Regions from separate parts of the Mus musculus genome. Here region 2 is linked to region 1. A link is a loop called in an ENCODE intact Hi-C map of the cell type or tissue named here. Cell type or tissue: left cerebral cortex. All regions are shown on one strand. Links, peaks and the distances in the headings refer to the core of each region. The heading gives the core; the rest is flanking DNA. Region 1 has its middle 53 kb from the start of Usp3. Region 2 has its middle 5.3 kb from the start of Lactb.

Region 1 (4,392 bases), core at 185-4,184:
AAGGATGCAGATGCCCTGCTCTCATTCTGTCTTGTTCCTCTGCAGTGGGTCTCTTGCTGAGCCTGAATTAGGCTGGCTGCTGCAAGCCCCACCAACCCTCCTGTCTCCTCCTGCAGTGCTGGGGTTGCAGACAGATGATTTTATTCTTCTCTTTTTATGTGGATCTTTCTGGTTCTCATGCCTGTGAAGCAAGAACTTCACACCTGCCTGGTCCACTAGGCCACCTCCCTAGTCCCCTAAAATACTCCTAGTGCCTAGAAAGTGCCTGATGTGCTTCTCCTTAGTGCTTTCCTGTCCTTTCCTATCTCTAGTTCTTCCTTTAAATGTGTGTGTGTGTGTGTGTGTGTGTGTGTGTGTGTGTGTGTGGTATGTGTGTGTTGGATGCCTGAAGTGCACAGATCTGCACACCTATACACGTGTAGAGATGAGAGTCTCTCACGGAACCTGAAGCTGAGGTTTGCGATTTTTTTTTTTTTTTTTGGGCTGAGTTTTTCAGTTACGAGCATTCTACATCAGTCTGGCCTGCCCAGTACCGGTGTTACAGGAACAGGAGCCTTTTAGCCTTGGTGTGGTGGATTCAAGCTCAGGTCCTCTGGTTCTCACACTTCCAGAGCAAGCTGTCTTACCCACTGAGCCATGTCATCAGTTCCCCTTGCTTTTTAAAAGGAGCATCATCGCCCACAGCAGTACCGCCAGGCACTGCATTGTTTAGTTTTTTCACTCCCTGAGCTTCCATCAAGAGGATGGAATTGTAGCAGAGGCAGGAGGATCTCTGAGTTTGAGGCCAGCCTGGTCCACAGAGTGAGTGCCAGAACAACCACAACCAAGGCTACACAGAGAAGCCCTGCCTTGAAAAACAAAAACAAAAACAAAAACAAAACAAAGGATGCTTGCACCCCCCAGCTGTGGCTCGCCCGTCATGTAGCATAGTAGTATCTGGCTGTGGGAATGTACTGTGACCTCTTCCTCCTACAGAGAAGGGAGGTTTTGGTAACTTCCAGTTTGGGGTTGCGATAATGGTTGTTTATGTCTTTGGCTGCATGCAAGAGTATTTATCTAGATGTGAAGCTGCTGGCTCCTGTGACATGCATGTTTTTGATTTTACCAGATCACGCAGAGCTGCTGCTAGTGGCTGTACCAGCTATGCTCTCCCCAACAGCGCACAGGAACGTTCCTTGTTCTGCACGGCCGCCTTGCTTGGCGCTGCCCATTTCCATCTACCACCAGCTGGGTGGTTGTGGGTCTGCATCTCATTTTGGCTTTCTCTTGCATTTTTCTTGTTGCTAAAGGGGTTGAGCATCTTCTGTGTTACTTTTATATTTTTGCATGGTTGAAATCCCTGCTTTGACCTTTCCCTAATTTTAAAATGATTCATTTTTTTGTTTTATATGTATGAGCCTTGTCTGCATAATATGTATGTGCAACATGCATGTGCCTGGTGCTGGAGGAGGTCAAAAGAGGTGTCATATTCGCTGGAATTGAAGTTATAGAGGGTTGTGAGTTACCTACGTGGGTGCTGAGCGCTGGAACTGACTCTTCTGCAAGAGCAGTAAGCAGTCCTAACTGCTGAGCTCTCTTCAGGCCCCTCGATTTTATTATTGATTATTTATTGATAAGGGACCAGACCGACCTTTACCTCATGGTCTTCCTTTCTCAGCCTCCTCAGTGCTGGGACTACAGGTGTGCTTTGAGTGTGCACACACGTGTACTGTGGAGTAAGTGTGGAGGTCACAATACAACCTCTGTCAGTCCCCTCCTTTCACCTCAAGACAAGGTCTCCTTGGCAACATGTGTGCCAGCCTAGCTGCTCAAGAGTCTGTGGGTTCTCTTGTCTCTGACCCACTGTCTCATGGAAGTCCAGGAATTACAGACGTGGACAGCTTTACAGAACTCAGGCAGAGCAAACAGCCAGCTGACAGGAAGTGAACATAGGATTAAGAAAAAACCATAGTGAGTAAAATAGGGAGTCAGGAGGAGAGCTAGAGAGACACCCAGGAAGGAGAAGGGAGGGACGTTGAGTTTGAAGGAAGGTTTTTGAGCAGGTGGGCAAGACAGGATTCCCAGTGAGACATTGGCTGAGGAGGACGGTCAGCTGTGTGTTTTCTCTGCCTCTCTGAGTTAGCAGGACTTCACCTCAGCATCTGGCTTCCGAGTCTTCATTGATAAAATTGAACAATTGAGATTGTGTTAAAAAGCAACGCGCCCCCCACTTTCCCCATTGTAAACGTTGTGTGTCTATTTTTGTGCTGGTGGATTTGTGGCTGCTCTTTGCATATTGTAGTCACCAACTGTAGCGGCTGTGTTGGTCACCGCCCGGCCTCTGGCTTGCCTTCTTATCTGCTGTATGACGGCTTTGTTGGATACACGTTCTTGTTAGAGCTGCGGACCTCAATCACTTTTAGAGTCTTATATGTGTTTTTCTTTTAAACCTGAAGTTCTAAAGATAACTTCTAGATTTTCTTTCCTCAAAGTCACAGTACCAAATGTCTTTCTTAGGATGGTACTGTCGGGTGGGTTCCTGAGCCTTTCTGCACGTCTTTCCTGGGTTTTAGAGGTCCTACATTTTATTTTGATTCTACGGGGCCTTTTCCCTGTGCAGAAAGGCTTCAGGAGCCAGACCTTGTATCCTGGGCTCTGCAAAGCCAGCAGGCCCCTAGGGGGCGCCTTCGCACCACGTGTGAGCTCTCTGCAGCCAGGCTCCTCTGTGTCCAGCTCTGGTGTGGGGCACCCTTGCCTCACTGCGAGCTACAGAGGCAGGCCAGGCTCATCTGCTCCTGACAAGATGGAACTGTCCTTCTGGCCCTTTCAAATCCCCCATTCCCATCATGCTCTCTCCTTTCTTAGAATCCTCCCAATTCCTTCTTGACTTTTGGAGGCTCCAGGTTACCTCTCTTCTCACTGCTAAGGTAGAGACATGCCCCAAACCACTGTGGCAGGCAGCTGATGTGGCTCTAGTGTCCACAAATGATCAAAGCCACAGGACCCACGGAGGGTGTCTTGTTTTACCTTTCCAGCTCTATTAGCTGACAGCTAGCCTGATGCCTTCCTGCTTCTTGCCTCCATTTTCTTGCAAGACTAACATCACTATCTTACAGTCTATTAAGGGTAAGACGAGATGAGAACGAATTATCAAGTTCCACAGTGTTTGGCACGTAGCAAGGATCAGCAGACATTAGCTTGCCCTCACCTGCTTGGACTCTATCTTTGGAAACAAGACAGAGCTGGATCCTTGCTGATGATCTTTTAAAGACCTCACCGCTGCTTTCTCATTTGGAATTCAAACAGTCCCACTAAATAGAAATCGCTGAAAGGGTAGTTTTCTGGTTTGTCTGGGAAGAGAAAACAGTGGAGTGGAATAACTGCATCTCTCCTGCAGTAAAGCAAGTGGGACTCCTCGGAGAAAAGTCTGAACTTGTGGCCCAGGGGCAGCCACTGTTGTTTAGTGTTCCTCTCTCGTTTGTGCAGTGACCAAGATCTGGGTCCCCACCCTGACTGACAGTCCGCAGTGCAGAGCATCCTGTTGCTGGGATGCAAGGCTCTTGTTGGTTATGGAGTAGATAACCGGGAAGCTGTCTTCACTCATCTCCAGGTATACGTGTGATCCCAGCAGCTCCGTGGCCGTTCTGTCAATCCCCAAAGCACATCGCGACACCTGAATAGCTCAAGCCAGAGCCATGGGGGCAGTAAGGGTGGGTCACAGAAGAATAAGGTGCACAGTAGATCCATACATGGGAAACCAAAGAACCCAGAGCGAGACAGGCCCTGCCCAAGGTCACTCAGTGAGGTAGTACAAGAAGAGATTTGAACTAGAGTCCTTCGTTCTGTTCAATCAGCAGCAGCAAGCCCCAGACACCCGCTTTCTCTGCATTCGTGTCAAATTCCTCTTTCGACTGCTCTTCTGGGCCTAGACAGCTGCTGTGGTTTGGGTTGAAGGTCACCGAAGCAGCTGTTTCTCACCTCTTCTTTTTCATTCCTTCCCAGCTCTCTCTGACTTGGTTGTGTTCTTGTCCAAATTCAGGAAGAGATCAGAAACAGTAGTGAGCATATTCTCTGAAAAAATGACACGGTATTTCACCCAGTAAGCGTAACGTGAGGTCACCACATGACTGAGCAAAATCAATGTTTCAAATGAGCACGTATGTCCACATAAAAGCTTGTTCTCCTTCTCCATAACAGGGAAAAGGTGGGAGCAGTCCAAACACCCATCAGCTCACGAATGACTAATTAGAAGGCAAACATCTGAACACCCAGTATGTTACCTGGCAGGAAGGAGTGAAGTCCTGGTGCCTGTAGTATGGATGAATCCCCAAAACATTCTATCGACTGCAAGATGCTCATTGGAAAGACCACACATCACATGATTCTGCTTATCTGAAATGCCCAGAGTAGGCA
Region 2 (4,392 bases), core at 282-4,281, 330 kb after region 1:
TTCTTACATTATTTAAACTTTGTGTATGTTTTGCATCATGTATGGGTACCATGTGTATGCAGTACCCATGGAGGCCAGAGAGGGGGTGGATCCTCTTGTAAATGTAGCTACAGACAGTTATTAGCTGCCATGTGGGTGCTGGGTATCGAACCTGCTCCTCTGGAAAGACAGGAAGTTACTTTTTCTAAGTAGGTCAATGGAGAAATATATTCAGCAACTAGTCATGTCTAATTGCTATTGCACTGATGGTCAATGGAATTTAAAAAGAACCATTATGAATTCAATGTCCTGGATATTAAAGCAGCACACACATCTTCATATAGAGTAATGTCTATTCAAAGCTTCTACACTCACTATGTTCCTTTATGTGTATGCGTATGCCTAAGTGTATGTAGGCGCTAGCCTGGGGTGCCCATGGAGGCCAGAAGAGAGGATCAAATCCCCTAGAACTGGAGTGACAGAGAGTCAGGAGGACCAAACCCTGGATACTCTGCAAGAACAGCAAGTAGTCTCAACCACTGAGCCATCTCTCCAGCCCCACTATTTGATTGATTGATTGATTGATTGAGATAGGATCAGGTTGGCCTGGAATTCACTAAGTACCCCAGCTAGTCCTCAAACTCTAACCTCCTGCCTTAATGTTACAAGTGCTGAGATTACGTGTGTGCACCATCAGGGCTGGATCTCCTGCCCATTTATTTTATATTTTTAAATATTAATTTTATTTTACTTTATATGTGTGAATGTCATACCTGTATGTGTGTATGTGCACGATGTGTGTGCCTAGTCCAAAGAGAGGGTCAGGTTCCCTGCAACTGGAGTTATAGCTATTGTGAGCCATCACGTGGGTCCCGGAAATTGAACCTGGGTCCTCTGCAAGAGCAACAACTGTTCTGAACCACTGAGCCATCTCTTTGCCCCCACCTTCCCATTTCTATAACAGTATTGAATGACAAAATGAAGAAGCCACTAGTGGGTTACAATGAAGTCGGGGACTGGGGTGGGGGAAGGAGAGAAGTGTGCTAAGTACAGTTTAAAAGGCTGAGGTGAAGGATCATGGAGGTGACAGGCCTGTTCAGCTTGTCTGTGGAGTAGGACACAGGCTTTACTGGTCATTAATTGTCATAGAAACACAAGTACACAAAGAGTAGAAGAGAAACCGGGGCAACCTGAATTACATTAATAGATTCTATTTATGTTACCGTCTTAGCTATGGTACTTTACTGTAGTTTTTTTTTTTTTAAATGTTACCAATTTGTCTTTTTTTTTTAAAGATGTATTTATTTATTATATGTAAGTACACTGTAGCTGTCTTCAGACACTCCAGAAGAGGGAGTCAGATCTTGTTACAGATGGTTGTGAGCCACCATGTGGTTGCTGGGATTTGAACTCCGGACCTTCGGAAGAGCAGTCGGGTGCTCTTACCCACTGAGCCATCTCACCAGCCCCCCAATTTGTCTTTTTAAAACAGTTATGGGATCTATAAGTAATAAATTTTATTACTTACCAGGGCATGTGAATATACAATTATTTCCAAATAAGGTTAAGTTTAAAAATGCAATAAAAAAAAACCCTGATCAGTCTCATAATGTGTCCCTTCAAGTACTGTCCTTAATAAGGCTATATTACACAACCTTCAAAGCTCAGCTCGGGTCTTGTGTCTTCCCGTAGACGTCACTGGTCAGAACCAGCCAACTGTTTCCTCTGCCTTGATCTTCTGTGCCTTCTCTGTTGTGCCAGCTGTTCGGATCTAGGTGGCAACCCTCTGAAGGCACAGCTTCGCCTCTGCATTTCTCTCCCCATATATAAAGCTCCAGATTGCTTTGTCTTGGCGGGTCTGAATCCTGATGATAAACCTAGTCGTCACTTTATCTGTAACCTCACTATAACTATATTACAGGTTGCTGTGAAGGTTAAATGTACTACAACATGAAAAGGAGATCAAGTGAGTAGACATTTTACTGAAAACAGAAACAATGAGCTGGAGAGATGGACCAGCAGTTAAGACTATGTAACTGCTCTCACAAAGGCTCTAAATTCAGTTTCCAATCCCATACCGGGCAGTGGAGGCCATCCTACAACTCCATTTTCAAGGATATGCCGCCCTCGTCTGGTCTCTGTGGGCATTGCACTCATGCAGAAATCCATACTCGGAGACACACAGACATACACATAATAATTACAGATACATACAAAAGTAAAATAAGATAAGATGCCGTGTGAGGAGTGGTGAGGAGGGTGTGACCCCAGGCTTCAGCTTGATACTTGTTTCTAAAATTACCACAGGGAAAGAGCAAAGACCTACTGAGAGTGAATGCCCAGTGCTCTATCATCCAAATGTTTGCATTTTGCAGCTGTAGTGACATCAGTATCTGCTTCTGGACATTTTAGGTGTGTGTGTGCGTGTGTGCGCGTGTGCGTGTGTGTGCATGCACGCATAATATATATTCATATACATGAAAATTGTGCTGGTCTATATACATATATGTATGTAAATCATATGTATATATGTATATAAATCAGCACACTTTTCAAAAATAAATGTTAACACCACGAATATCATCCTTGAGTGTTGTCCTTGCTTATATTCTCTGTGTTGTTCCAATTTTAGTGTATGTGCTGCCAAGGCAGTTATACCCCACAACAGAACAGGAGGACAACTCTGGAACATTTTCAAGTTTTAACTTCCCTAGGAGGCTAAGGCAGGGGGGGGGATTTCAGACTCAAGGCCCACATGAGTCACTGTCCTAATTTGGTTTCTGCTGCTTTGTGATTAAAAAACAAAAAACAAAAAAACAACAAAAAAACAACAACAACAACAACAACAACAACAACAAAACCTGACCAAAACCAGTTTGGGGAGGAAAGGGTTTATTTGACTTACAGGCCACACAGTCCATCACTGAGGGAAGCCAAGGCAGGAACTCAAGGCAGGGATCTGGAGGCAGGAACTGAAGCACAGGTGCTCAGGTGCTCCTAGGGGAGCACTGTCTACTGGCTTTCTTCTTATGGCTTGTTTAGCCTGCTTTCTTATACCACCCAGGACCACCTGCCCAGGGGTGGTGCCATCCACAGTGGGCTGAGTGCCCCCCACACCAGTCAATTACTTCCCCCTCCCCCAGATAATTCCTCAATCAAAGTTCCCACTTCCCAGATGTGTCTAGGCTTGTACTAATTGTAAACAAAACAAAACCAACAAACAATAACAAAACACCCAGCACCGCTGTATAGCCAGATTCTGTCTCAAGACAAAATAAAATAAAACAAGCCAAAAGAAAAGAAAAGGTTTGCCAGGAACCAATATTCTTTAGTAGCTCTGCTTCACACAAGGGCTGCCCTCCAGTTAAACACGTTCACACAGGCTTCCCTCCACCCACAGCATGTCTTCCTATCAAGCTCTCTGTTTAATTATTTGGTGGACGCCCAGTGGTTAAAGACCAAATAAGGATTCAGTTTCAATCACTGGAGGAGCCAGTCTGTTCTGCTCCTAGATGGAAACTTAGAGAATAAATAGTCTTTTCTTGAACTGTCTTAATGACCCTTCGAAAGAAAGTCACCAAGGACTGTGAGTGCATCCTCTCTGCCATCGTGGGAATTTGGAAACTCTTCAGAACTGAGCTGAACCCTGAGGACCTCACTAGACTCCGGGTCCTCTCCACACAGGCCAGTGGATTCTGTAATGGATTCCGTAGAGACGGCCGCCAGTGTACTCTGCCTGTACTGCAGGCCTTGTGGGCCTCATGATTTCACTGATGACTGAGCAGGGTAAAGCTTGGTCATTCAGTCAGGTCACCTCTCCTATAGCCTCGGACACATTTACCTTCTGGGAAAATAGAAAGGAGTTGTTGTTGTTGCTGTTGTTGTTGTTGTGGATCAAAAACAAAGAATGGGGCTGGGTAGATCATTCAGTTAGCAAAGTGTTTCCTGTGCAAACACAAGGACCCGAGTTCAGCTCCCCACCACCCACACACATAAAAAGCTGGATGGGGGCTGGAGAGGTGGCTCAGAGGTTAAGAGCACTGACTGCTCTTCCGAAGGTCCTGAGTTCAAATCCCAGCAACCACATGGTGGCTCACAACCACCTGAAATGAGATCTTCTGGTGCGTCTGAAGACAACTACAGTGTACTTATTTATAATAATAAATAAATCTTTGGGTCGGAGCAGTCAAGGATTGAACGAGTAGGGCCGACCAGAGCAAGTGGGATTGACAGGAGCGAGCAGAGGCCCTAAATTCAATTGCCAACAACCACATGAAGGTTCACAACTATCTGTACAGCTACAGTGTACTAATATACATAATATAAATAAATAAATCTTTAAAAAATCATTATTAAAAAAAAAAAAAGCTGGCAGACATGGCCTGTGCATCTGTAGTCCCAGCACGGGGGAGG

The links. Hi-C counts contacts between places; a loop is a spot of excess contacts. Peaks named below come from ENCODE experiments on the same cell type or tissue, not always from the same donor. Only the 100,000 strongest peaks of a DNase experiment are listed, where the experiment ranks them.
Region 2: it touches region 1 in a loop (2.9-fold over the local background); 3 of 42 quality-filtered maps call a loop at or near these places.

The regions. Positions count from the first base shown.
Region 1 is chr9:66,643,755-66,648,146 of GRCm38, forward strand. No RefSeq gene overlaps it. Among named protein-coding and RNA genes, the nearest start is that of Usp3, 53 kb to the left of the region's middle. In left cerebral cortex, for the core only: a CTCF peak has its summit at 2,663 (motif pointing right); a DNase peak (open chromatin) is centred at 2,665.
Region 2 is chr9:66,978,555-66,982,946 of GRCm38, forward strand. No RefSeq gene overlaps it. Among named protein-coding and RNA genes, the nearest start is that of Lactb, 5.3 kb to the left of the region's middle. In left cerebral cortex, for the core only: a CTCF peak has its summit at 2,137 (motif pointing left); DNase peaks (open chromatin) are centred at 2,108 and 2,663.